Linked DNA regions of Homo sapiens: regions 2, 3, 4, 5, 6 and 7 are each linked to region 1. Evidence: chromatin loops called from intact Hi-C (ENCODE). Cell type or tissue: endothelial cell of umbilical vein. All regions are shown on one strand. Region 1 has its middle 12 kb from the start of PLSCR5-AS1. Region 2 overlaps PLSCR4 (phospholipid scramblase 4). Region 3 has its middle 83 kb from the start of PLSCR4. Region 4 holds the start of LOC105374145 (a long non-coding RNA gene). Region 5 has its middle 5.9 kb from the start of LNCSRLR. Region 6 has its middle 290 kb from the start of LNCSRLR. Region 7 has its middle 76 kb from the start of PLSCR4.

Region 1 (4,000 bases):
AAACAAAAGTGGCTCCATATTGGCTAAGGTTTTCCTTACCAGAGTTTATTGAATGATTATTCAATGAATAAATAGTCATTTATTTATTGACTTATTCCTTTGAAAAACATCATTTTATCATAAATTAATTTTCCATATAGAGTAAGCATCATTACATTTCTGGACTATGTACTCCTTTTTTTTTTTTTAATTTCTACTAAGAACCAAACTGTCTTAGTTCCTGTAGTTCTTATTTGTACTGAGACGCTGTCAGAGCCAGTAACTGTGTTTCTGGGACTTGGCTGCCAAAAATCAGGAAGACACATATTCCTATTGATGATTGCATGTCCATTTCTCCCAGCTGTGTTTTGTAGGCCAGAATAACCTCGCTCATTAAGGTTGTCTGACTAAGTTAAATTTATGAACAGCCCTTGGGAAGAACTTATTTTCCACAAAAAATATGCATTGTTCTGAATTTGATCACAATCATATGGGTTCCCCAGAGTTAGATCTAGGAGCTTAATACTTCTCTCAAATCTTTACAATATTTCTGTTGATCAAAAAAGTTATCTCATGGTTTTGAAAGGTGAGCTACTAATTTGAAATACCTTAGAGTAGATCTATATCCTGGCTGGCATTCTTTTAAATGTATATCTTAAAAAAATCAATATGGCTTTTAGGTGATTTGCATACCTGTGCTTCTGCTGTAGCAATTAGGAAATTTAACCTTTTCCACCTCTCCCTCTCTCTCTCTTTCTCTCTCTCTCTCTCACACACACGCACATTATATGTACTTATTTTTTAATTTTACAAGAATTGAATCATAGTTCTGCACACATGCAAAGTAAATGCTTTTCCTTTACCAACTATATAATAATTTCCATCCTGTCTATCTCTCTATGTATTTTATCATCTAAAAATCTCATTCTAAGAAAACAGAACCCCATTCTATATGTGAACCATAATTTATTAAACAATTTACCATGTTGAGCATTTTATATATTTATGTATAGTCTTTTTGCATATACTCTTGTATAATAAAAAGACTTGTGGGCACAAAGTAAAACAAAGTAATTTAATTTTTATATTTCTCATTTTCTAAGTCTTCAATATATGGAGGTTGCACCTGGTCATCTCTGATGTTATGCACAGTTGAAACCCTCTGTTTTCTTGTGAGGTCCAGTGCAGGCCATTCATATGTGTGGAAGTGCTTTGAAATACTCTAAATAATTCTAAAAAATAAGATGATATCATTATTATTATTGCTTAAAGATAATAGGCTAGAGATCTATAATGGGATTCTAGAGGGACATTACAGTACTATAATATAAAGGCTCAGGTTAAAATAAAGTCTATATAAGTAAGCCAGACACTGATTACTATAGTTTTGAAAGCCAAATTTTGAATCCGGAATTAAAAATAAAAGTTATACTATTTTGTCAGCATTAGAAAAGAAATTGTTTATGACACTGGTTGTACATTAGAATTACTAGTCTTTTTTTAAAAAAAAGAATTAAGTGACTTAAAAGATACTCTTAGGGATTTTGACTTAATTGGTACAGAATGAGGTCTGGGTATGGATATTTTTAAAAAATAGCTATGTTATTTAAACATTTAGCCTGGGTTAAAAGTCAACATACGATAAGTTGATTTTTCTACATTTATATTGCTTTTTCCTGCTTCTGACCCCTGACCTTAACTCTAGATAGAATATTATGGTTTTATGTTCTTATCATCTTGTTACCTTAAAAGCCTATTTAAAATGGTGGGGCATTTGTATCCATTCTTAGACCTACTCACACTTGCTCAATGACCTTGAGTCACCAAACTGGGACTTGACTCCATGGATGTGTCTTGGTTTGGCCTATACATTTCCTCTGAAGGCGATCAGGATGCAACATACAAATGACCAAAAATGAGTGGATTTTCTGTATAATTTTAAATAATTTTAGATTTTGTGTACTGATGGTTTAGCTCTTAAATGACAAATAGAAAATCAGAGTTGGGACTCTACTTTCAATTATATGCTTGATTTTATGGTGCTTTTATTTAACTGTTTGGTACGCCAATGTTACTCAGTTTCCTTAGAAAAATAGGAATATATGCATTCACTAAATTGATGGAAACTGTCCATCAATTCAGTCTGCTCATTAAAAATAGTAATTACTAAACTTTCATCATGTGCATAATACATTAACAAATATAGTGTTTCTCAGTTTATTAAAAACATAACATCAAATTTTACCCTTCTACACACAAAATTGATGTGTTTTATTTCCCAGATTACAGAAAGAACAAAATGAATACTCAATAGAAATTTGTATTTTCAAGATTCTGCTGGTGTAGCTAAGCAATGCCATCATAATGTGAAGTGTTGCTGCCATCTGCAGCATGAAAGACTTATTAAACATATATATTACCTAGGCATATGTAACTGGATTTTAAAAAGTAACAACTGTTTAATTCTCTATTAGTCTTTCTATGTATTTTCTACAGCTAGCTTTCAACATAATTAAAAATATGGTATAGTTTAAAACATTCAATGTACTTAAGAATATAATATAGGTGCCAAAATGAATACTGACATTTTATTTTATTATTTGGTTAAGCTAAAATTAATATTGAAGAGGCAATGAAATGGTAGACCGAAACTGCTTTTATGATTTATTGATATTGGAAAATATTTTCCAAATCTTTTATGTTTAATAAAGTTTTTTATTAATTACTCCAATATAATGTAAACTTTTTCTCAAAGGTATTTTTTCAGGCTTACACATTGGCTACTTTATCTATTATGTGGAATAATAACCACAAAGATAACCACAGAATAACACCACAGATATACTATCAGTGGATAAAAGAGTTAAAGTTGTTTATATGTTACCTTTCTAAATAGAAAGAGTACATAATATTGATGAGAATATTATTAATTCAGGTCTTAAAGGAATAAAAGCATCTCTCCCCTAGTTTTTTGGCTTCCCATTTTATTTCCTTATTTTAAAAGTGATTTCCTTGTGCCATTTCCTGCCCACTCATATTCTTCATTCTGGAAGGTCGACAAAAAGCTAACAGTTTTGTAAAATCTGTCAAGTTACTTAACCTTCCTGAGCATTGATTTTTTTCATCTGTACCTTTGGGCTTATAATGTGTGGCACTGGAATCAGATGAGAAATGTTTGTAAGAAGTCTAGCCCAGTGTCTCATAATGTTCATTAATGCTAGGCTTTATATATTTGTGAAACAAATAGTCTTATCGTGTTTTAATTTTGTTTTGGGCAAAATATCAAATTTTAATATTTGAAATCTCTTATAGTTCCATTGTAATTGTTTTTTAAAAACAATATATTTATAATTAAATCAAAAATGCCTTGAAATGCATTTTCAATAATGCTGATAATAATACTTGGCAGACAGTCATAAAATAGAGGCTCAGCCAGCAAAAGTTACTATGGTTTTTTCCATTTCTTTAACAAGATTTTTAATGAAAATTTTTTTCTTTTTAAAATATATTATAGATCCTTTAAATTATTCAATTCAAATTATTTAAATATGTGATGCCTAAATTTAACACCTAGACAGTTAGAATGAACCACAATACATGTCACTAAGTACAATTCCCACCTATTTTTAATGGCAAAAATTTCACAGCATAAGAAATAGACAAAATCCATTTACACTTATTTAGAGAAATTTTATTAAAAAGAATTTTTTCTTCCAAGGTGAGCAAAACACAATGTAAGGAGAAATGATAAAAATCAAAGTGTATAGAAAGGAAAAAATGCTTAATTTGAAAAGTCAAAATATGATAAACAATAATTTCATTTCCCCTTATTTTAGCAATTAAAGAAACAATAATATAAAACTTACCAAACAGGAGTAAGAGTAAATTATGAAGTAGTAAACGTTTATGTTATTTCCTCAGTTTGTTTTCATTTTGAAAATAAAATACAACAAATCTAAAAATAATGTGTCCATAAACCTCTAATTAAGGCTCAAATGAATTAGAATTTCAGTGTGCAACC
Region 2 (4,000 bases), 360 kb before region 1:
GTGGAGGCTACAAAGATGTATAAGAAAAGGTGAATGGTTGTCACGAAGCAAGTAATTGACATAATCATAGGTAGATGCATAGCATGTTAAGGGATTAGACAGGAGGGGTACCTAACCTATGCAGAGAAGGTATACTACGATATAGATGCTAACACACTAGACCTAGCCAGCATCTCCATGATGGGGAAAGGTTTTACAGGCAAACGGACAAGAACAGGCAGGTGCATAGAGGAGGCTCACTACTGCAGGACGAACTGCTGTGTGTGGAGATTTAGCAGACAAGGCTAGAAAGATAGGATGAAGATTATGAAAGACCTTGAACTTTATGCCAATCAAATGGAAAGTAAAGTGATTCATTTTACATTTAGAATTCTTTATATATGAGGTCAGATTAGGCAGGAAGTACTTGCAAGGGTCTGGCTAGAAGGCAAGGAAGGCTGATTTTGGTGAAAGGAGCAGAGAGTGGAGAAATGGTAATTGACATTTAAGATACAACATTGACTTTGAAGTGGACTGGATATGAGAAAAGATTCTCAAGTTTCTGGCTTGGGATCCTACAGGCCTCCAGTGTATGGGAAGAATGGAGAAAGAAAATAGAGTTTAGAAGCAAGATAACAAAGTTGGGCTGGTGATCATTGAGTTTGAGATTCAATGGTCTTTCATGAGAAGCAGTCTATAGGTGGTTGGAAGTGCAAGTTTAGAGACTATCAGACTGACATGATCTGTGGATATGTATTTCATAAGTGATGAAGGAAAAGGAAACCTTCAGTATTAACAAGATCACTTAGAAGAGTGTGTAAAAGGAAGGGTGACTGGGAGAGGAGAGAGAAGGAGATGGGGAAGGGCAGGGAAAACCAGGGGAGTAGACCAAATAATTTTGAGAACAGCACTTTTTAAGAGTAGGGACACAGTTTTTGACAGAAACTGACAGTAAGCAGACTAAAGGGAAAATAATGGTAACAGGAAACAATGTCAAATGAGAGTTAAGTGAGAAAAAAAGTATAACGTATTTGGAAAAAAGTGAAGGTAAGTATGTATTTAAGTTTGTTATGAAGAATATACTTTAATTCCTTTAAGAATTGTATTTAAGAGTACCCGAATTGGACTAGAAATCAGATATCCATACCTTCTTTTTTTAACTATTATTAAAAATAACAATGTAACTAAAAATCATATGAATTATCTCAAGAATATTAATCATTATATCACTTCAATGAGTTAATGATTAATTTACCATGTACTTTTAATATAAAAGCACCTCATGTTATAAAATTTGAAGATCAATAAATCAGAAAAAAATTGCCATTTAGATTTTGAGGCTATTCGTATAGAGATTATATTTTTTAAAATTAAATTTATATTTATTTTAAAATTAAATACATATTTATGTAATTGAACAATTTTTGTTATAAGTATGTATTATCCAGAGATAAAAGAAGGAAAACATATGATGAAATTATATGTGGGAAATTGGTATATTATACTTTCTTCTAAGCTTTGAAGTTTTCATAAGAGTTCTGATTGCTTCTGCAGGAAAACAAAGCAAAACAAAACAAAATATGTTTAACTTTGTGTAACTATAGCATCTCAGACTTACGTAAATAAAGACCTCTGTTACGGAGCGTTGTCCTACCAATACTGGTGTAAGACACACTGTCTGATAGGATTTGAGTTTTTTTAGTTATTTTGAACATCAGGAAATCATGCCATTTTCTCTTTAAATATACTAAATATAACAAAGGTTTCTTTATTCTCTTAAACAAGAATAGTGGATAAAATTATTTTTGTGGGAACACATATCCAACACCATAATGCAAATTGGAATTATGTAAAGAAATTGGGATAAATTCATTAACACTACATAATTCAAGTACAGATTTCAAGATTCTTAATTTGAGTCACAGAGACAATTTTTGTCAGTCTTCGTAAGTTTATAGTCCAGCCACCAGGTGGCGATCAGAGCGAAATTTTGCTATATTTTATAACTGAAAATTCATTAGTTGTGTGGTCTGCACTATAATATTTTTACAACTTACCTTGTCATTTAATTTGAAGGATGTAGCCTACTCTCTTGCTGAATTATTGATATACAGAAGAATAGACATACGCTTTATCAGATGAGAACATGATGTATAACCAAGGTTTTTCTCAGAAATGGTGAAGTTTCTGTTCTAGTAGGGTCTAGGTTTTTGGATATAGAGTAATTGGTAAATATAAGATAGATCTTGTATATCATGTTGGAAGTCACTGAAGTGACATATAGAGAAACGATAGATAAAGCATGATTATAATTTAATAATTTAATTTTTAATACCTTGGATTTAGGAAAGGTTGCGCTATTAATGCAGTATGTTATAATGCATTTTATCCTCATAACACACATACACATTAGGAAGAGAAAAAAGGAAATCCTGATGCTTTCAGAAAACACTGTAGGTGCAGAAGCCACCTGAGCTGTATGGATCATATGCCTAGAGCCAAAAAAAACCTTTGGCCGGGCACGGTGGCTCACACCTGTAATCCCAGCACTTTGGGACACTGAGGCAGGTGGATCACCTGAGGTCGGGACTTCGAGACCAGCCTGACCAACATGGAAAAACCTTGTCTCTACAAACAAAAAACAAAGAACAAAAAATAAAAAACAAAAATTAGCCGGGCGTGGTGGTGCATGCCTGTGATCCCAGCTACTCCGAAAGCTGATGCAGGAGAATCACTTGAACCTGGGAGGTGGAGGTTGTGGTGAGCCAAGATCGCACCATTGCACTCCAGCCTGGGCAACAAGACTGAAACTCCATCTCAAAAAAAAAACTTTTGCCATTATCTTGTGCCATTATCTTGTACATAGCAGGGTTTCTTTTCCCCCTTCAGAGCATAACACAATGGTTTCTACTTCTAAATATACGCTTAAATATGTATTTTAAAAAAATATTACTACAGTGTCTACATCATTATGTAAGTCATTAAAATGTGTTTAAAGACAATACTAACTATTTCCTTGGCCAAAAGTAAGGGCACTTTTAATTTTTAAAATTTTAAACTTGGCCAAATTGTTTTCTAACAATCATAATATCTCAAATTCACACTAGCACTGTATAAAGTATTCATTCTCCCAAGACATCACCAGTAGTGCACTCAGACTTACAAAAATATTTGCCAGAAAGATAAGCTCCTTAATCAGCACCCATGGCCATTCACTTCCATTTCTCTGCACATCTTCCATGTGTCTCATGCATGCCTCATACCAGATTTTCATGACCCTGTACTTACGGACATATGATTCTTTCTGCTAAGGATAGTCCTTTCCCCCTTTTCTTTGCTTGTGAAATTTTTATCATGACAGCAAAACTTGACCTCCTTAGTCAGGGCTTTCCTCAAATCCCTGGCAATGTCAAATACTGTCTTCTGTGTCCTTACAACACTCTCTTCATATCTCCATATAGAATGGAGAGAATGTCATCAATATTTGCACAACTTCCATCTAAAAGCCTGTAAATCCTATGGCTACAGGAATATATTCTAACTGACATATAGTAAACTATGTGGCACCCTATTGGCATCCAATATTTATTTACTTATTAAATCAGTCAATTAATTTGTTCGCTTAAAAAGCAATTTTAATCATTAGTATGGTTTTTAGCAAAGGAGAATATCTTTTATGAATATTTAACCCACCTGGTAAAAAATGAGAATTGTATTCAGGAGGAGCATCAGGCCTTGGATCTGGTGGTTTTGTTTGATTTTCCATTTCACCTGCAGGCTGTTCAGGGGCTGTGGGTACCACACCTTCAGGGGAAGACAGGGAACATGACTTACAAAGGAAACAATAATATAATGACAAAATGTATTCTTTTTCCTTTCTTATGGGAATGCATCAAGAAATATAATCAACTGGAAAATACACTCCTATATTTTTTAAAGAAAGAATTCATCATATATTAGACACTATTAATAAATTTCATGAATTTTCAAACTGAACATAGATTTAAAAATAGAACTAAAC
Region 3 (4,000 bases), 240 kb before region 1:
GTTTCAGTAATTTCTCCAAGATAAATTTTTCTGTGCCTGGATTGCAAAACAGTTGCTAGTATAATAATTTAATGATTGGTTACCTGTATTAGTATTAGTCAGGTTTCCCTAGAGGAACAGAACTAACAGGATATATAAATATATATACACATATTTATTTATTATAAAGGGGAGTTTATTAAGTATTAACTTACACAATCACAAGGTCCTACAATAGGTTGCCTGCAAGCTTGGGGAGCAAGGAGAGCCAGTCTGAGTCTCAAAACTGGAGAACTTGGAGTCTGACGTTCAAGGGCAGGAAGCATCCAGCATGGGAGAAAGATGTAGGCTGGGATAATGAAACAGTACTGGAAATAAACATTTTCAAAGGTTTTGAAATTCTATAGTATGATAACATAAATATCATACATGTCTTTTCAAATAGAAAGTGAAGGAGTACCTTTTAAATTATTGCCAAAAATCATAATTCAAAACCAGAACATTATTTTAATTTTTATGTTGATGTTAGAACATTCTCTCTCCTGTGTTCCTTACATTAAAATCTGTATGTGTTTTTAACAATTATGTCACATCCATATTTGACAGTGTTGCAAAGTATATCATGTAAAAACCTGAAAGTCTGAGCTAAGCATAATTAAAACCTATATGCATGCAAAGTTGAGCTCCAAGGAAATTTAGAGAAATCCATGGGGCCAAAAAGTAAGAAACAATCTGAAAAATCTGAGTGTTACACAAAAGACTAACACTGTCTTTGGCTTCTGCAAGAGAAAGAGTTGCCCACCTTCCTTAGAACGGGGATCTGATTTACCAGTCATGGCTAGGCAGTTGTGAGGGCTTGGGCTTGAGCAAGAAGGGTACTGTAATAGAGACCCCCAATAAAATGGGAACCCTTAAAGGGACACATTCCAATATAAAGGGTGGAATAGATAACATTCTTCCACTGGCAAATGAGAAGTAAATGAAAGCCTCTCTGGGCCTGTGCTAAAGGTTTGTCCTCTGAGAATTCATAATTGTGAGAAAATATTTTAGATGGTCCATTTTCAAGGCATGATAAATCTAGCACTGGCAGCCAGCCTGCGGATGTAACAAACCGCATGGCTCATTCTGTTAGAAAGTCATAATAAGTGAACAGAATGAAGAGGAGGGATCAGCCCATAAAAGAGAAGAAAGTTTCATTATTGGGAAATCAAAACTTAACGGGGAAGGGGGACTTAGGTATAACCTTATAAGGGGGATAATAAAACTCAGGCGACATCTGGGAAGATTGTAACACCATAGTACTCGACCCATTAGGAACTAGGGGAGGGACTTGCATGCTAGGAGATAAATTGCATGCTAGGAGATAAATTACCTGCTGTAGCTACCCCAGGTGTGCCTGCCTACCAGACACTTGATCTTGCAAGACTGCTATTAAAAGTCTCACTTTCTCTGTTCTTTGTGCCTCTGAATCCATTCTTTGGGTTTGGATGGGTGAGCATGTTTTCTACAAATCTGAGGGCTCGTCTGGGATCTCTGTGCCTGCATGGAGTGGGACTCTAGCTGAGAAAGGAGACATATCCCACCCAATGTAGGTGACCTGGTCTTTCTGGGCACCTGGCTCCCGACAGAGGCCACAGACAAAACTGAGACTGTTATTCAGGAGGCATCGGAAGTGACACAGGGAGAAAAGCAAGCCCCACAGCAACCAGGCAACTTCGTGCATGAGCCGAAGTAGGAAAATTGGACTGTAAGTAGTGCCATGGTGGTTGGGCATTTTTGGAGGTTAAGTGTGTGTAACTGAGATGTATCCAGCATACAAAGCGAGTGCGGAGTCCCAATCTGCAGTTCTGTTCTCCTGCAAGGGAAACACGGCTGGACATGGACAAAGCAATTCTTGGGGTGTGCAAGAAACCTCCAGTGGGGGGGGCTGAGTACACAGGGAAAAGCTCAGACACAGAGACTGAAAATGGGAAACAGGAATTCTAGGCCTAAGAGACAAAGGAAGGAGGGAGCCAAAGAGACTCCCTCTGACATTCCCCCGGATAGTCCTTTGGGGAGCATGTTGCAGGTTTGAGGGACAACCCTCGAACCAGGGACAAGAAATAGCAAAAGATGATAAAGTATTGCTGTTTTATCTGGCCCAAAGACCCCATTCATAAGCCTACAGTCTTTTGGCCTAAGTTTGGCTCAGATGAAGACTGGGTGTGCCAAACTTTAACTCTCTGTATGAATGATAAAACCGCATCCTCACAAGAAGAGATAGGTTACGCTTTCTGCTGGATCAAGGAATTAGCTGCCATGTTCCCCCTCAAAGAAGAAGAAGCAGAAGAAAAGTCTAGTAAAGAGCCCTCATCCACTGAAAAGCCTTGGGACCCCCTATCATGCTCGCCCCCTGCCTATGTCTCACAAAATTGGGCATAAGAATATCAAGGAGCAACAGGTGGGTTAGAGGAAGGTGACCTGGAGACCATGGGGGAGATGAACCAACTGCTCCCTTAAATCCTTATCCAAATTTAAGAAAAGAATTAGAATAGTGTAAGAGGGATATTGAGAACTTCCCTATCCCTTCCACACAGCAGATATCTAGCATGTTCCCTCTTAGGGAAGTTCCCATGGGATGGGGAGGGATTGTCTTTGTAAATGCTCCTCTTACAAGTACTGAAGTTAGGAATTTCAAGAGGAAATGAAACCACTCCTAGAAGATCCCTTTTATTTAGAAGACCGGCTTTTACACCTGGGCTGAATTGATGTCCATCATGAATATCCTGTTCACAGGAGAAGAAAGGAAAATGATTAGGAGAGTGGTCATGACTATCTGGGAGAGGCAACACCCTCCTGGGCAAGGAGTGTTGCCAGCCAAATAAAAATTTCCAAATGTAGAACCCAAATGGGATAATAATGATCCCAGGGACCAGGCCCAAATGCAGAACCTCAGGGAACTAATAATTAAAGGGATCAAAGAGTCCACTCTTGAACACAAAATGTCTCAAAGGCATTCGAAATTCAACAAGAAAAAGAGGAAACTCCCTCTGCATTCCTGCAGAGGCTCAGAGATCAGATAGAAAATACTCTGGATTAGATCTGGAGGATCCAGTAGGGCAAGGCCTTTTGAAGGCTAACTTTGTTACTAAGATGTGGCCTTGCAGACCAGGGAGTGCAGCTGCAGGAATAGGGGCAGCAGGAGTCACAGAACTGGAGCAGACGGCCGAGATAAAGGTGGACAGTGTGAGACAGCTGGTGTCAGTAAACCCCTGATGAAAGAACTAATGTCTATATTATACAAAGGGAGTCACTGGGGACCCCAGCCTCTGTGTAATGCAATACTTAGAAATTATGTGTGTATAGGAATTTATACCCTCACTAAATAAGCATATGGAACTTGTGTAACTTGTCAAAAGATGAAGAAAAAGGTGATTAGAAAACAGGCCATGGGAGGAAGACCTCCTGGACTAAGACGATTTCAAAGCATTCAAGTAGATTTCACAGAAATGCCCAAAGTTGGAAGACTAAAGTATTTACTGGTGATCGTAGATCTCCTTTCTGGCTGGGTGGAAGACTTTCCCCTTCCAACAGCCACTGCCAGAAATGTGGTCAAAATAATATTAGAACAGATTGTACCTAGATTTGGCCTGGTGGAAAATATTGATTCAGACAATGGGAGCCACTTTACCTTAAGGGTGTTAAGGGAAATTATGGAAGGTTTACAAATTAAATGGGATTATTATGCCCCTTGGCATCCTCCTTCTCTGGAAAGGTAGAAAGAATGAAACAAACTCTCAAAAAGCGTATCACCAAACTAATCTTAGAAACTAAAATGCCTTGGACCAAATATCTCCAAATAGCACTCCTGAGGATTAGGCCCAAGAGAATACTTGGGATTGTCCCCCTATGACTTACTATATGGACTCCCATATTTGTGCAGGGCTACAGATCTTCCTACTATGGAAACCAAGGACTAATTTTTTTTTTTTTTTTTTTTTTTTTTTTTGAGACAGAGTCTCGCTCTGTCACCCAAGCTACC
Region 4 (4,000 bases), 390 kb before region 1:
TCTGGAACTCAATAATATGATGATAGATAACTCATCTCAAAGAGAAAATATTTAGTTGTAAGTTAGGTATAACAAATAGTAATAAGTTGCAAGTTTCAATATTATATGATTATATTTATGTTAAAGAATTTTCCTCTGAATATTTCACATAAAAATCATGTGCAGTTTAAAAAAATAGGTCACTCACATTGCTAGCAATGTTGCAAATTAGATAATCTTAAAACCCCTCTTTCCATAGAATATATAAAGTGTGGCTGAAATATAACCAAAGGGCTTTTAGATGCAAAGTGTAGATTTTGGGAGAGTACAAGATTTTAGCAGAAGTTAAAAATAAAGAAAAATTGGAAACGTCTGACTATTAAGCTTAGTCTGGCATTTTCTTTGGCTTCTCAAATGGAAGGAGTCACCAACGTTTATTAGGAAGGGGCTTTGATTTTACCCACCACCATGAGGCTGGAAGTGAGGTCTTGGGCTTAGGCAAGGGTTGATATTAGAAGAGAGACCCCCAGTAAAGTGGAAAGTCTCAAAGGGACACACTCCAGTGTAAAAAGTGAGATAGAAAAATTGGCAAATAGAAATTAAGAGAAAGCTTGATTGTTTTGACCTCTGCTACAGGTAGGGAAAATTTGTTCCCTGAGAATTCATAAACCAGGATATGTCCACATCATTTAGGGGTTCATATTTGAAATACATACATGACTTGGGAAACACCAAACTGAAGAAATAATATAAAAAAATGGTCATCAGCTGGCAACACCACTGAGGCACCAATAGGAGCAAAGGTAAGCCTCTCTGGAGACAGCTACCCTCAGACAAGACTTCTGAGTCTCTTGCGTTTCCCGGTCATAGTCCTAAATTTTAAAACACATGAAGTAGCATGCCACCTTTCTCCTCTATTTCTGTTTCCCTGTATTTCTGGGTTAACAGACAAAGAAACCAAATATTACACAGAGATGAAAGAAAAACAGGGCATAAAAATTTGGAGTGTAGCCTCTGGATGTTTATACCGGTACTATGATGTTTTGGTTACTACAGCTTTGTAATATAATTTGAAGTCAGGTTATGTAATGCCTCCAGCTTTATTCTTTTTGCTTCTCAGTGCTTTGGGCAGTCACATAACGGCTTTGTGGATATACAGCTAGCTGAGTGGCCTTGTGCAAGATACCTAAATCTTCATTTTCTATTTTGTAAAATGGGAATCATTATAGTAATCTAACTCATAGGGTTATGAGAATTAAATGGGTTAATATATGGAAAGTCTTTAGAACTAGAACAGCGTCTGGTTTGTAGGAAGCATTAAATAGAGCTGGCTGGTTTTATAGTCTTCATCATTTTCACTATTGTTATTATAGGTAGTTGCATCATCCCACCTATCTCATGATTAGGTTGCTTTTTCTCCATGTGCCCCAGATGAATGTCCAACATCTGGCCTAGAATTAAATCTTTGGGTAAAGATAGCAATTATATATCCCCAAATTACATGATTTCACAACTGGCTTCTTTGCTGAGGAGCAGTACAAGTAAGAACGGCAAGAAATGTAATAGGCAACTATTAAGCTAGCTAATGGCAGTACATGTTTTCAGAATTTGCAATTTAAGTTTTTTGTTTAGATACTATGTGCAAAGGCATTACCATCTCCCCAGCTCTAGCACCTTCCCCACCCTCATTACACACACTAGTGAACACTCACCACGAACCTGCTCTGGGCAGCTGGGACACAGGATTACAACGATTGGCCTCATCAGATTTCTGGTTGGAACCTTGAGACTGCGCAGCTCTAGAAATTCTTGCATTAACTAAGTTCCACCGCTAGGTGGAAGTAGCTCCTCTAGCTCTAGGAGATTTCGTGTATCTCACCTTTTATCCAACCCTTTGGTTTTCTTTCATTACAATTATAGCAGGGACTCCTTATAGCATTTCATCTTCTTGGTACTATCACCTCTTGATGAGGTTTACTCTTCCTCTGAAAAATGAGATTGATGTTTACCTCATGATACAGTTGTGAGAATCCAGTAATACACATTTAAAAAAAAAAACACTATTTTATGTAATAATTACTTAGCTTTGTGCTACAATTATTTATCTACTTGCTTTATCCTTGCTGAGGGATAGACTGCATGTTCCTTTCTATCTTCTTGAACACCTAGCACCGTGTCATACACATATTTGAATTTTTTTCATTCATTCACCAATATTTATTGAGCATCTTAGATATACCAGACACTGCCCTGTACTCATGGTTTACCATAATAAGCAATCGATCCCTGCTTTGCTTGATGAAATTAGAAAGACTGACATTTTCAGTTACACCCACCATGCATTCAGCTTGCAGACATAGCTATAAAGTGCATCTTACTTACCTCCAGCAGGAACAGGAAGTTCCGCTGGACATATGGCACAGCCTGCCTTAACTGTCTCATTAAATGGGACAAAAATATATTATGCAGCACTTGAGATGGTGCTAATGACATGGCCTTTATTGAGTGTGCCAACATTCCACTGAGTATGTGTTCATTGTTGTCCTAAAAAATGTGTGTTTTGTTTGTTTTAAAGTCTATCCTGGCCCGGTGCGGTGGCTCACGCCTGTAATCCCAACACTTTGGGAGGCTGAAGTGGGCAGACCACCTGAGGTCAGGAGTTCAAGACCAGCCTGGCCAACATGGTGAAACCCTGTCTGTACTAAAAATACAAAAATTAGCCGGGCGTGGGGCGGGCCCTTGTAATACCAGCTACTCAGGAGGCTGAGGCAGGAGAATCGCTTGAACTCGGGAGGCGGAGGTTGCAGTGAGCTGAGATTGCACCATTGCACTCCAGCCTGGGGGACAAGAGCTAGATTTTGTCTAAAAAAAAAAAAGAAGTTAAAAGTCTATCTTGCCCACTAGCCTGTGAGCCCCTGAGAGTATTAATTATATATTTTAACCTTTGTATTTCTCTCTGCCTTAAGAAATAGCTCAGTGTCTGAATTTAGTAAATGTTCAGTAAAGTATTGATGGAATGAAATAGTGGTAAGGATGACAAGAAGTTTTACTGACAACTATAGCAAATATTTCAAATATATATCTACTTACTATATTTTAATTCATTTAGCAGACACTGAGTAAATACCTACCATGTGCTATTATTAACCATGCCAAGTATTATCACATAGTATATTATTCTGCCTCACTTGGACTGATTTGGAGTGTATCACTCTGCTTTTCTCTTTTTTGAGATTTACAATTTAAGAGGCCTAGAGGAAAATGGGAAATGCATTCTGTGAAGTTATGGAAAAAGATCCATTTTTAACATTAGCTATCACTAGCCAAACAGATGAGTTTGATATTAGTTTATTAAATCCAGACTTCTTATGGGTTTTCCAAGCTTGCTTCTTTCAATATAAATTAAATCCGACCTTGAACACTGGGGGAAAAAAAGACTGAAAAGCAGCCAGCTGCTCCAACAGGATCAATATACCATACTCTAGAATCACTCTGATTATTCTATACCTGAATTTGATTTAATATCTAGTTGGTCAGAAAAAATAAGTCTTGTAACCTGATTTTTGTATAATTTCTGGAAAAAATGGTCATTTAGAAAAAATGTTTAAAATGCATTCTTCACTGATGGTTACAAATTCTAGCAATTTTCCTTCATGATATACTGACATTGAAATTATACTTGAAATTTAAATGTATCTTAGGAGGATTAGAAATAAGCATTTACAAATAACTTGGTCATATAAGAAAGCTAGTTACCACTAAGCAACACTACAGAAATGACTTTTTATATATATATATATATATATATATATATATATATTTTTTTTTTTTTTTTTTTTTTTTTTTTTTTTTTGAGACGGAGTCTTGCTCTGTCGCCCAGGCTGGAGTGCAGTGGCGCGATCTCGGCTCACTGCAAGCTCCGCCTCCTGCGTTCACGCCATTCTCCTGCCTCAGCCTCCCGAGTAGCTGGAACTACAGGCGCCCGCCACCGCGCCCGGCTAATTTTTTTTTGTATTTTTTT
Region 5 (4,000 bases), 510 kb before region 1:
AAAAAAAACCTGTAGCCATGATCAGACTTTCGATTATAAATTTATACAGAACACAGCAAGCCATTCAAATTTTGGTTCGTCTTTCTGAACAGTTTTGTAAATTACCAAGACTCAGTTGTCGAAAGCTAGCTCATCATTTTGGGTGGCACGAGCCCAAGAGGAGAATAACTTAATTATGTTGAGTGATAGAATTAGCTTTCACAAAGATTGAAACAGGCTAAAATTATAATTTAAAACCAATAAAATTTAATTTAATAGCATTCTATACTTGGCTCAAGAAAAATGTGAAAGTAAACTGAATCATGGCTTAACAGTGTTGTTATGAGAAGGAAAACAAAATTTTTCCTGACTGCAAATTATCAGCAGTACAATACAGTTGCCCATCCCTCACCAAAAGTAATTTGATACTTAATTTTATTAGCAAAAAATACAAAATATGAATGAGTCTTCTCTTTGCTTCTATACCACTTATACCTAGTACTACCTAGCATATTAAGTTCAGATCTGGCCACCACCCTTCCACAGCTATGTTGATAAACCATTCCAAATGTAGAGGAGAGTGATACTGATACTAGGACTTTGTAAAATCAGCAAGCCAGTCAGCTGGGAGGAGCAGTGAGGGTGGTCAGACAAAGACTAGTGAAGAATCTGGTATTTTTAAATGTGGAAAAGGTAATAAGGTGAGGCATAGAGGGGTGGTAGGTGGGAGGCAACTGTTGTGATTACGGCTGTTAAATATTTTATAAACCCATATTAAAAGGTATTAGGTTTTTCATATAATTTCCAAGTGTACCCACATAAACTTTACAAAGAAGTTACAAAAGACAGTCTTCATTACAGTTATGAGAAAAGCTTTGCTGTTTCTGTGTTAGAATGCAGTAAATTGCCTGTCACCAGATTGTAATGCAGGGTTGATATCTAAATCATGTTTGTAATTTCAGGTACATGGGCTTGTAACAGATACTCATGAACATTCACTAAATGAAGTTTTCAAGTAAACCTGGGTGATCAACAACCAGGAAAGCCTGAAAGATGATTTGTTTAGGGTAGAGGTAGGACAGACTTTGGACTATATAGCTTTTAACACTACTTCCAGTCCTCAGATTCTATTGTTCGATGACACAAATTAAATCACAAAATCCTAAGATAACTCTAGATTTTTATTATTTGTAAATCAACATAAACCTAAATTCATCTTCTCCTAATAAAGTGTATATCTTTTTCTCACACATGTGATTGTTGTTTTAGTCAGGTTAAAATAAGCGGTCTTGCAAGCCTTGAAACTTCAGTGGCTTAACATAGAAAACTTCATTTCTCTCTCGTATAAATCTGTTGTGGTCCTAGCAGCTATTAAGGACAACTTACTTCCAAATAGTGATTCAGAGATCCAGGCATCTCAATACATATGCTTCAAGGTCTCTAAAACGGGCTCATAAATGTGTGGCTTTGCAAGTAATCCACATAACTTCCATTCATTGGCCACTGGCCAAAAGCAGTTCCATAATCCCACCTAACTATTGGTAGGTAGGAAATCTGGGAAGCCCACGTATATTCAGCTAGCTATACATGTAACTGTCAACAAAAGTAAACCCTCAATGAAGATTAAGATTCAGGGCTACAAGCATCTGAGAGAGGACACTAATTAATTATGTAATACAGACAAGTACATGTTCTGTAATTCTTGTTCTGTCTTCATTTTAGAACTTAAAAAAATAATGTAACATTGGATTAAAAATTTGCAAGAAAATCTATTGGAGGATGAAACTGTCTAGAATACAGTGTAGATGATATTCTGTCCAAAAATAATAGATTAGAAAATTTAATGTCAAAACAAATGTCCCAAATTAGATGAAACCCCTCTAATCAATGGCAAGTTAGATGGCAAGTTAGATGTGTTTATGTTCATTCTCCACATACCTACTTGAAATATAATTAATCATAACTCCTGAATCTCATTGCTCCCTCTTAATTCTTATTACTTTATGCACTTAAATTTGCTCTTTGGTACCTTTTAAATATCTCAGATTGGGCAATTCACTTACCAATTTTAAAAATAGCTCCTCTATATTGATTAAAAAATAGGACTTCACAAGAACCTCAAGAGAGGTTCTAAGTTCTATTTTTTCTGACATCATCACAGTTATAACTTTCCTAAATAATTCATATTTTGAACAGAGTCCTACAGGTCCATAATTCTGAAATTATAAAGTTTTCATTCCATTATTTATCACATTTTTAAGACCAGACTGAATAGATGTTAAAATGACATTTGGTCAAAACCAAGAAAGGCCACACCCAATGGGCAATCGAATCTGTAACTGGGGTAACAACACTAGTTCCAGAGTCAGTACATATCAAAGCTACACTTTCCTTGGCATTTGAAAATCCACTGTCTTCACATATTTCTATTTTAGAACTATTTTCTAGTTTAAACTTAGAGGATAAGATATAGAATTTGTAGTCACTATATAAAATAACACTTTTTAAAGCACCTTTTAGAAAACTGCTTTAAGATGTATAAAAGTAAATTCAATTTGAAACACTTATTGAATGTTTAATACAAATACACACAGTAAGCATACACTAAGCAAATTACTCATAAACTGAACCCTCCCTCTCTCAGTCCTTTGGCCCAGAATGCTGAGGATAACAGTGATAGCAGTTTCCTTTTATACTGTCTTAGTGCATCACTGTATCCAACTTGAGGCCACCTACATATTCCTTTATTCAGGGACAAACTGTACAATATTTCACACATCTTTACTTCACACAACTACAGTACACATAGGTTTATTTTTTGGCTACCTCTTAAATTCAAAACACCTATTCCCCCTCAGGGATCATTTTGATTCAAATACAATAAAATTTCAGATATAAAACCAACTTCCAGTTAACACACAAATACCTACTATATGCCAGACTATATGCTAAAACTGAAAAGGTGGAATAAGACCCAGTCCTTGCCCTCAAGGAGCCCACGGCCTTATTGAGGAGAATGAAAGGTAAGTAACAATCCAGTATGCAAAGTGCTCTGAGAAGGAAAGCCTATTAGAGATACATTATAGGCAATTAATCCTGTTTCAGTTATCCATTTTTGTGTAACAAACCATGTGGAAACTTAGTGACTCAATAAATTATCATCTTTTATAGTTCTGTATGGGTTTGCTTAGCTCAGCTGGGTGTTTCTTGGCTGAGGGGTCTCACATGTGGTTGCAGGCAGATGTTGACAGGAGCTATATTCATCTGAACTGGGATTTGTCTGGGACTGATGTCCAAATAATTCACTCATGTGGTAGAAGTTGATGCAGGAGCTTGGTTTCAGCTGTTGGCCACAGTGCTTGCACATGGCCTTGCCATGTGGCATGGGCACAGCATGGTACCTGGATTCTACAGAGAATGCCCTAACAGTAAATGTTCCAAGAGCTCAAAACCACAAAGCTTCTCATAACTCAATGTGGAAATTAGGCAGTCACTTCTACTGCATTCTATTGGTTACAAAGGACCCACCTGGGTTCACAATGGTATGAGTACTGGGAGGCATGGTTCATTGAGGACCATCTTTGTCGACTTGCTATCACAGGCACAAAATCGTTTCAAAAACACATATTTTTAAAATTCCCTCTCCTCTTGGCTCATAGGTCAATGGGAAAGCTGTCTGAGACAATATGAAAATCAATGATGCCACTCTAGCATTAGCTGAAGATCCCCTTGATTTCATCCAGCAGCCAAGACACTAAGTGACCCAAAGGAAGAAAAGGGTGATCAGCGTGGCTGTGTGGTCAGTAAGTAAATGTGCAACAGCTGGAGTAAATTAGAACTAATTTAGTGCATAACTTCAGCAGGAATAAATTTTGTTAATCTTCAAAAAGTCAAAACAAGGATTGTAACTTTCACAGTATCTGAATCACCCAAATTTTACTACAAGACTCTTGTCCTCATTGTTGCACTTACCAGTTCCGTACTGATAATAAAGAAAAATTACTATTGACCTTTTCCTAAC
Region 6 (4,000 bases), 800 kb before region 1:
TGAGTCCTAAATCCACCACCACCTAGCTCCGTGACCTTGAGAAAGAAAATTTATTACTTTGAATCAATTTCTAGATCTGTCCTGCTTATATTATAAGCTTTTGTAAGGATAGAATTGGAAAGGCATGTAAACGTGCTTTGTAAAGGACTATTACAAATAAATTGGTAGTACACTGCAACAGGAGTAACACAAACTGTCGGGTTTCTGGAATATTTGCTGTGCTCCAAGTGATTTTTATATTGCATCACTTAATCCTTACAAAGACACTGTAAGAGAGGAGCTCTGATCCCCATTTGACAAATGAGGAAATTGAGTTTGAGAGGAACTCTCTACAGGTTTTCTCCAAAGCCCACTGACTTATTATTTTCATAGAGCCTTAGAAGCCAGTAGGCAAAGGGAATGAAGAGATGAATAGATGAAGGATGGTGCCATGTCACTGAGAATACGGGAATACTTGAGAAAGGATCATCCTTGAACAGCAAGGAGAAGACCTTTCCCACTAAAGTAGGAAGGAATTAGGAAGGATTAAGTAGATGCAGATACCTTTATAGGTGATAGGATGCTTAGGGAATAACAATCAGGTATTTTCTCTTTTCTGCCTGCAATAAAAAGTTAGCTCTTCTCCTGAGGGAAGGGTTGTGATAAGGTCAGCAGTTGAGAAGAGAAGCCAAAGTTAAAAATAGGAGATGGAATTGACTAGAAACACAATGAGAATTTTCCAGGCTATTTTGAGGATCATACGTTTGTCACTTTCTAATCCCATAAAAGTGTGTGATTTTTCTTGAGCATACATAGCAGCATGGGTGTAGATGTTGAAAAGGCAGACCCTTGATTGATCTAGAGTTGGGTTTGACCCTGGGTGTAGCACTGATAGGGAGAGCAGACAGGGGAACTGAAGGCAGTCAACGTCCTAAGCTATGGCTGTCATCTTGTGTTCGCAACAGACTATCCTTTTTGAAATACATTTCTTTCTATTGACCTATGTTATTTAATGTATTCAATGATTTTTTTTCTTCCCTGGTTTAACATAAGTGGAAACAAATTGTTCATTCCATTGCTTTGAGACTTGGCTCATTTGAGCTCCATAAATGTGGTCACCCTGTGCTCTGACCACAAGAGATGGTCAGGATGTGGCCCTTGCCAGCTGGGTGGTCCTAGGGCAGGGGACTGGAACAGAGAAACAGCTAAAGTCCTTCCCCACCCATTGGGTAGATGTGTTCATGTTAAGAATGGGATTGTGATAACATACTTTCAGATTTTGAAATACAATGTGCAAACAGCTGTGACCTTGTAACAATGATCACAAAGACCTTGAGATCATTCTTACAGTGCTCTGTTCTCCTTGCTCTGTAAGTGACAAACAATTCAGATTTTGAAACAATAAATAGAACAAAGGAACTTGGTCTCATGTACTTCTTCAAATTTAGTACTGATGCTAGGTAAAGATTGTTAGATTTTGAATATAAAAGTTTCTCCAAAAATATGCCTTGTCCCTCCGTTAACAGATCTGCCTCCCATGACTAACACTGCCTCCCCTCTGTGCTTGACTTCTGATTGGGACTTATTATTACTCTAATTGCTGAGGGAGGACTGCTTGTTTTTAGTGAATTATTTCAATGTGTGGGAAGAAAAATCTCATAAAATGAAGACCATCTTGTAAAAAAAAAAAAAAAAAAAGAATTTCTCAATCCTCACCTGCATTTGCTTTTCTTCTTACCTTGTTTCTTTTTAATATCTCCATAATGCTTATCATCATCTGACATGCTGTATATCAACTTCTCTCTCTTCCTCTCTCCTTCCCTCTCCCTCTTTCTCCCTCTTCCTCTGTTTCTCCCTCTCCCTCTCCCTTCCTCCCTGTTTCTCTCCCTTCCTCCCTCTTTCTCTATCTTTAACCCTCTCTTCCCCCACTCCACCCCAGTATGTAAACCCCATGAAGGAAGTAAGTTCGTTTTGTTAACAGCTATATCTCATACAACTAAAACATCAACAGCCAGAGAGTGGGCACTCAGTGTTTGCTGAATGGATGAATGAAATGAATAGATTACCAACAGGTGATAAAAATTATCAATAACCCAATAAATCTTAGGATTTAGAATTTCAATGTAAAACTAATAGAATTTAATTGTTGAATAAGACAAGTTGAGATAACATTACTTTTCTGTCTCACCAGCAAAGTGAAATGACTTGAGGAATCATGGAGCTGAAACCAGTATCACATGAACTTTAATCCCAGAAGTCATCAGCAGGGGGTGCTACAGTCATGTGTCCCTAAGCATTACTCAGAGCCTTTTCAGAATCGTCCACAAGCTGAACATCATTTTCTTCTCCAAATACAGGAAAAATTCCTTCTGGCCAGAAAGAGAAAATTTTAACTACATTTGTAGTTGTTGTTAGTGTCTCATCAGAAAATTAGTTGGCTCAAGTTTGAGGGCTGAAACTCCTGCTTCTATAGAAACCTAAAATCTCGTTTGAAAAACCCATTCAGAAAAGCAGTATAGTAGATTGTTTTTATGTTAAACTACTAATGCTAATGTTTATCTTTATTTTATACTCTTAATAGTGCAAATTATTTGAATGTCCAGTGTTTAAGGGCAGGACATTATTCAAGGTTCATTGTATTGTATTTCAAGCTTTGGAGAGGCCGTGCATAGTCTCACAGGTCTGTAGACACGACAGTTTGCAGGCATCTGGCAATTCACTGACTTAAACACCACTTCCAATATAGGAATGACTTCTACAATACTTTCATCCTTTTTCTATAAGAAAACTTACAGTGACAATTCATCAAAATACAACATATATTTGTTACATTTTTATCTAACATCGATAGCAAACTTCTTTATAATAGAGTTAACTAAAAACCTAAATGATGAGAGACCATTAGTACATTTTGTTCAAAGGAGGAAGGAGTGATTTAGATATTTGTTTTAGAAACTATATAAATATCCTAGTGATTTGAAAGAGCAGATATAGTTGGAAACTGTAGAGCATGTTAGTTAAAAGTGTAAGTTATTAGCATATTAGCCAGAAGCACTATTAGCCAGTGCTTCTAAAACTTGGGTGGCATTCAGAAGCACCTGTGGGACTTGGTAAAAATGCAAAGAAGGCCAGACCTTCTTCTAAGTGATTTTGTTATATACCAAAGTTCAAGAATTATCATTATTATTTTGTTTGCATTTATTTATTTATTTTGAGATGAAGTCTTGAACTGTCGGTTGGGCTGGGGTGCAATGGTGTGATCTAGGCTCACTCAAACCTCCCCGTCCCAGGTTCAACGGATTCTCCTGCCTCAGCCTCTGGAGGAGCTGGGATTACAGGCACCCGCCACCATGCCCTGCTAATTTTTTGTGTTTTTAGTAGGGATGGGGTTTCACTATGTTGGCCAGGCTGAACTGGCTGAACTGGAGTTCAACGAGGTCTTGAACTCCTGACCTCGTGATCTGCCCTCCTTGGCCTCCCAAAATGCTGGGATTAAGAATTATTGATTTAAAACAATAAAACTAGCTTTTCTCATCCATAAAGATGTTAATATCATCTGTTGTTGTCATGGTGGGTAAATTACTCAATTTTTTAAAAATCCAGCATCTTAGTTTGTAATCACTTAAAAAATGTTAGCTATAACTAGTTCTCAAAGTATTCAATATTTTCTTTTGGAAAATCTATCTTTGCTGGTGTGACAGATAGTTACTCTACTGCACTTTGATGAAGTTGAAGTAATAGTCCCTTCCACTTACTACCCAAGTGACAAAATTTCTGTTGAATCCAGCCATCGAAAAATTAAATTGAGAAACATGAAGAACAATGAAGTCTACTAATATAAATTTTAGAAAAGATTAAATTTTCTGTGTTTTATGTAAGACTATTTAACACACAGATTTGTTTTAATCCACCTGTGTTTGAAGCTGTCATAACAATAAAGTCTTTATAATTGGAAGTGTCTTAGGTGACTACCTTTTAAAAAGGTAGACACCTTTGGAAGACAGGGTCTCACTCTGTTGCC
Region 7 (4,000 bases), 250 kb before region 1:
AGTATTTTAAATAAGTCCTTCTACTCTTTCCTGGCCTTCAAAATTTCTATTGAGCAATACTTCATATTCTCATAGGATTTCCCTGGTGTATGATGAGTTGTTTTACTCTAGCTGCTTTCAAAATTTTCTGTTTTTTAATTTCTCAGTTCAATTTTGTTATGTCTGAATGTAGACCTCTCTCTTTTCAATCTATTTAGGGTCCCATGAGCTTCTTCAGTCTGGATGTCTATTTCCCTCTCCAGATCTGGGATGCTTTCTGTTATTATATCTTTAAATGAGAGTTATACTTTTTTCCTTTTCTCTTCTCCTTGAATTCGCATTATAAATGTGTTTTTTCACTTCAGTGTGCTTCATAAGTCACTTAGGTTTTCTTTACTGTTTTTCCTTTTTCTCTTCCTACTGGATAATTTCAAGTGGTCAACCTTCACATTTGCTGATTCGTTCTTCTGCATGATCAAGCCTGCTGTTGGAGCACTCTTTTTTTTTTTTTTTTTTTTTTGAGACAGAGTCTCACTCTGTTGCCCAGGCTGGAGTGCAGTGGTGCAATCTTGGCTGACTGCAAACTCTGCCTCCCGGGTTCACACCATTCAGCCTCAGCCTCCCAAGTAGCTGGAACTACGGGCGCTCGCCAACACGCCCGGCTAATTTTTTTGTATTTTTAGTAGAGATGGGGTTTCACCGTGTTAGCCAGGATGGTCTCGATCTCCTGACCTCTTGATCCGCCCGCCTCGGCCTCCCAAAGTGCTGGGATTACAGGCGTGAACCACAGCGCCCAACCAAAGCACTCTATTTTTTTAAGCATAGCCATTGTGTTCTTAAGTTCCAGAATCTGTTTGGTTCTTTTTTCTATTTTCTTTATATTGTCCTACTCACTTTGTCCTTGTGCTGTTTACTGATTAAAAAAAAATGTTTAATCTATGTTCTCTCTTACCTTACTATGCTTCTTTAGAATAACTGTCAATTACTGGACAGTTATTACATTCCTTTGATGATTTCATGTTTCCCTCCTTTTTTGTGTGTTCTTTGTTTCTTTGTGTTGGTGTCTGCACATTTGAGAAGCAGTTACCTATCACAGACTTTATGGACTGGCTTTGGTAAGGAAAAACCTTCACCTGCAGAGGAGGAATGAGGATGAAGGGATGCCAAAAGTAGGGTTGTTTGTGGGTGTACTCTGGGCCCTGGGTCTAGTGGTGTTCAAGACAAAAACTGTGGGAGTGTGCTTCAACTCTGGGTTTGGGGCAAGTGGTGGTGGATCAGTGATCAGGGAGCTGGAATATGCAATGTTGACAAATGTGTGGTCTTGGAATTGATGTTTACATAGGGCCCACGATGGCCACTAGGGTTGCTGGGAATCACACTGGCATCTCTTGGTCAAGTGGTGAGCATGACTGGGTAGGTGGATGTTGAAGTGGGCAACATGCTTGTAGTTAGCTACAGGGGCCAACTGCAGGTGTGCCCACTACAATGGGAGCTGAGGTTGGTGATGGGAGCAGAGCCTAGTTGTATACATTTATACAAAGTGGCCATACTGGGTCCGGAGTCTCCATGGCATCACTGGCTAGGGTGCCTTCAGTGGTTGCAGCAGATGCTGCAGCTTAGGCAACTGAGGTCAGAAAAGGGAAAATATGGACCCCTTTGTGGTGAAGGTTTCAAGAGTCTGCAGTGGCCATAAAGGTTGTTGAGGTCCTTAATGGTGACATTATTGGAGTCCTCTGCAAGGCGGGCCACTGAGAACTGAGGTAGCACCTGCTGCCATGTACTTGATACTAATGGCTCCTACCCCCTTGTTCCTAGCCATCTCCAAATATATCAGCTATGCTGATTTCCCTAGCAATCTGGCTGGGTTAAAACCAAAGTAATTCCTTCAGCCTAAAAGCTGGGGAAACTGGTTGTTCATCTTGATCCTCTTTTCCTTCATAAGGAGAACTCATGGGCCAAGATGACCTCTCACGGTGAGCAGCTGTGCTGGCCTGAGGAATTAAACAAAAGTAGCTAAATGAAACCGTTCTTCCCAGTCTATCTGTGAAGTTATTTTTGGTTCTATTGCGCCACTGTGTGGCTGCAACTTCTTCAATAGAATCTTGAACTCTCCCAGAGCTATTTTCATTTATGCATAGCTGAATAATTATTGTTTTTGTGAAAGGACAAATATATCATTTTTAAACTGAGGTATAACATATAATTTGTAATGTGTGCAAATTTAAATAAGCAAGTTAAATATTTTTTCAGTGTTATACATACATCCATGTATCAACTAGGTGGATATGGAACATTTGAAGTACTCCAAAATGTTTTCTTCTGTGCTATACCATTCAGCACACTCTAAAGAGGTGGCCACAATGCTTGCTTCTATCTTCAAGTCATTATTTTGACCTATATTGAACTCATCAAATGAAATCATCCAGGGTATATTCTTTTGACTCTTGCTTCTTTCATTTAATAAAGCGTAATAGTGAATTTTATGTGTCAACTTGACTGGACCATAGGGTAGTGAGATATTTAGTTAAACATACTGGGTGTGAAGGTGTTTATGGATAAGATTAACATTTTAACTGTTAGACTGAATAAAGCATATTGTCTACCTAAATGTAGGTGCACCTCATCCAATCTGTTGGAGGCCTAAACAGAACAAAAAGGTAGGCTTGGAGAGTATTCACTCTCTCTCTACCTGTCCTCTATGTGAGACATGGTCTTCTTTTGCCTTCAGACTTGGGCTTGGACTGAAGCCTGCACCATCAGCTCACCTGAAGCTTTCAGGCTGAGATTGGAACTATAGCATTGGCTCTCCTGTGTCTCCAGTTTTCTATCTGAAGATCATGGAACTTCTCAGCCTTCATAACCACATGAGCCAGTTTCTTATGATAAGCCTACATGTACATCTTTGTCTAAAGCTATCCTATTTATTCTATTTTTCTGGAGAGATCATACTAATAGAGATAACTTCTGAGGGTTATCCATGTTATATTGCACATCAGTAGTTTCTCATTTTCATTCCTTTGCAGTATTCCATTGTGTGAGTATAATACATATTAATTGTCCATTTTTCTATTGATGGCATTTAGGATGTTTGCATTTGGTGTTATGAATATAACTACTACAAATATTGTGCACAAAATCTGGTAAACATTTGCACTTCGAGTATTCATCTAAGAGTAAACTGGCTGAATTTTAGAGTAAGTTTGTGTCTTATGTACAGTAAGTGTAAGTCAAGTTACTCTATACTCTTACCAACACTTGGTTTTTAACAGTTTTCTAAACTTTAACCATTTAAGGCAGACGACATTTTGAAGTGAGTAGAGGTTTATCTATGACACCTGTGCTAGTGTGCAATCAAGCAACTTCTCTATATGTCTTTCATCTCCCTTACTGACATCAATGCTCAGGGCCTTTTACTACCATTACTCAGTTGCTAAATAAACCTTAATAAACTACGATGTTAGTTGATAAAAATTAAATGATAAATTCAAAGCCAACAGTGAAGCAGAATTCGTGAAAACAAACCAAACAAACATAAGAAACAGAACATATATGAGATAGTCATTAGTCCTATTTACAAGCTATTTTCTCTCCTTCCAGGAAGATGGTAAGATTGCATTTTTTTGGTCATTTGAAGTTGATTGTATTCATATGACTTGCTTTGGCCAGTGAATTGTAACTGTAAGTAATGTGTGTCACTTTGGGGGAGAAATATTAAGAACTAGTGCCTGTGTTGTCATATTTACTTTCCCATGCCTGTGTCCATTTCCCCCTGCCTTAGTACTTAGGAAAGACTGGGTCAAGATTAAGTCTTTTCTGCAGCAGGTCCTTGAGTGACTGTGATGAACAAAAGTATCTTGATGACCTACAAAGGACATGTAAGTAAATAATAAACCTTTATTTTTATAAGCCACTAAAACTTTGAGATTGTCACCGTAGCTTAACCTAGCCTACACTGCCTGGCAATCTGTTCACATGCTCTAATGCGACAATCTGCCTGTGCGAAATATTAGTTTCTCCCTTT

What was found. A loop is a pair of places that touch in the nucleus more often than their neighbours do. Peaks named below come from ENCODE experiments on the same cell type or tissue, not always from the same donor. Only the 100,000 strongest peaks of a DNase experiment are listed, where the experiment ranks them.
Region 2: a loop joins it to region 1, with 12 times the contacts of the local background. A loop is called at or near these places in 76 of 110 quality-filtered maps.
Region 3: a loop joins it to region 1, with 15 times the contacts of the local background. A loop is called at or near these places in 66 of 110 quality-filtered maps.
Region 4: a loop joins it to region 1, with 12 times the contacts of the local background. A loop is called at or near these places in 20 of 110 quality-filtered maps.
Region 5: a loop joins it to region 1, with 17 times the contacts of the local background. A loop is called at or near these places in 42 of 110 quality-filtered maps.
Region 6: a loop joins it to region 1, with 12 times the contacts of the local background. A loop is called at or near these places in 4 of 110 quality-filtered maps.
Region 7: it touches region 1 in a loop (5-fold over the local background); 65 of 110 quality-filtered maps call a loop at or near these places.

What each region holds. Positions count from the first base shown.
Region 1 is chr3:146,575,515-146,579,514 of GRCh38, forward strand. It overlaps a transcript of PLSCR5 not described here. Among named protein-coding and RNA genes, the nearest start is that of PLSCR5-AS1, 12 kb to the right of the region's middle. In endothelial cell of umbilical vein, no CTCF peak of the experiment used is centred here; a DNase peak (open chromatin) is centred at 2,347.
Region 2 is chr3:146,217,143-146,221,142 of GRCh38, forward strand. PLSCR4 (phospholipid scramblase 4) reads right to left here. Exons shown (of 9, transcript NM_020353.3): 3 at 3,673-3,783. Among named protein-coding and RNA genes, the nearest start is that of PLSCR4, 32 kb to the right of the region's middle. In endothelial cell of umbilical vein, a CTCF peak has its summit at 1,924 (motif pointing right); a DNase peak (open chromatin) is centred at 1,969; H3K27ac peaks cover 1,246 bases.
Region 3 is chr3:146,332,457-146,336,456 of GRCh38, forward strand. No RefSeq gene overlaps it. Among named protein-coding and RNA genes, the nearest start is that of PLSCR4, 83 kb to the left of the region's middle. In endothelial cell of umbilical vein, a CTCF peak has its summit at 1,858; a DNase peak (open chromatin) is centred at 1,905.
Region 4 is chr3:146,187,941-146,191,940 of GRCh38, forward strand. LOC105374145 (a long non-coding RNA gene) reads right to left here and starts at 2,598. Exons shown (of 2, transcript XR_001740949.2): 1 at 1,859-2,598. In endothelial cell of umbilical vein, a CTCF peak has its summit at 1,789 (motif pointing right); a DNase peak (open chromatin) is centred at 1,841; H3K27ac peaks cover 919 bases.
Region 5 is chr3:146,061,249-146,065,248 of GRCh38, forward strand. No RefSeq gene overlaps it. Among named protein-coding and RNA genes, the nearest start is that of LNCSRLR, 5.9 kb to the right of the region's middle. In endothelial cell of umbilical vein, no CTCF peak of the experiment used is centred here; no DNase peak of the experiment used is centred here.
Region 6 is chr3:145,774,719-145,778,718 of GRCh38, forward strand. No RefSeq gene overlaps it. Among named protein-coding and RNA genes, the nearest start is that of LNCSRLR, 290 kb to the right of the region's middle. In endothelial cell of umbilical vein, a CTCF peak has its summit at 2,236 (motif pointing right); a DNase peak (open chromatin) is centred at 2,263.
Region 7 is chr3:146,325,306-146,329,305 of GRCh38, forward strand. No RefSeq gene overlaps it. Among named protein-coding and RNA genes, the nearest start is that of PLSCR4, 76 kb to the left of the region's middle. In endothelial cell of umbilical vein, a CTCF peak has its summit at 2,064; a DNase peak (open chromatin) is centred at 2,006.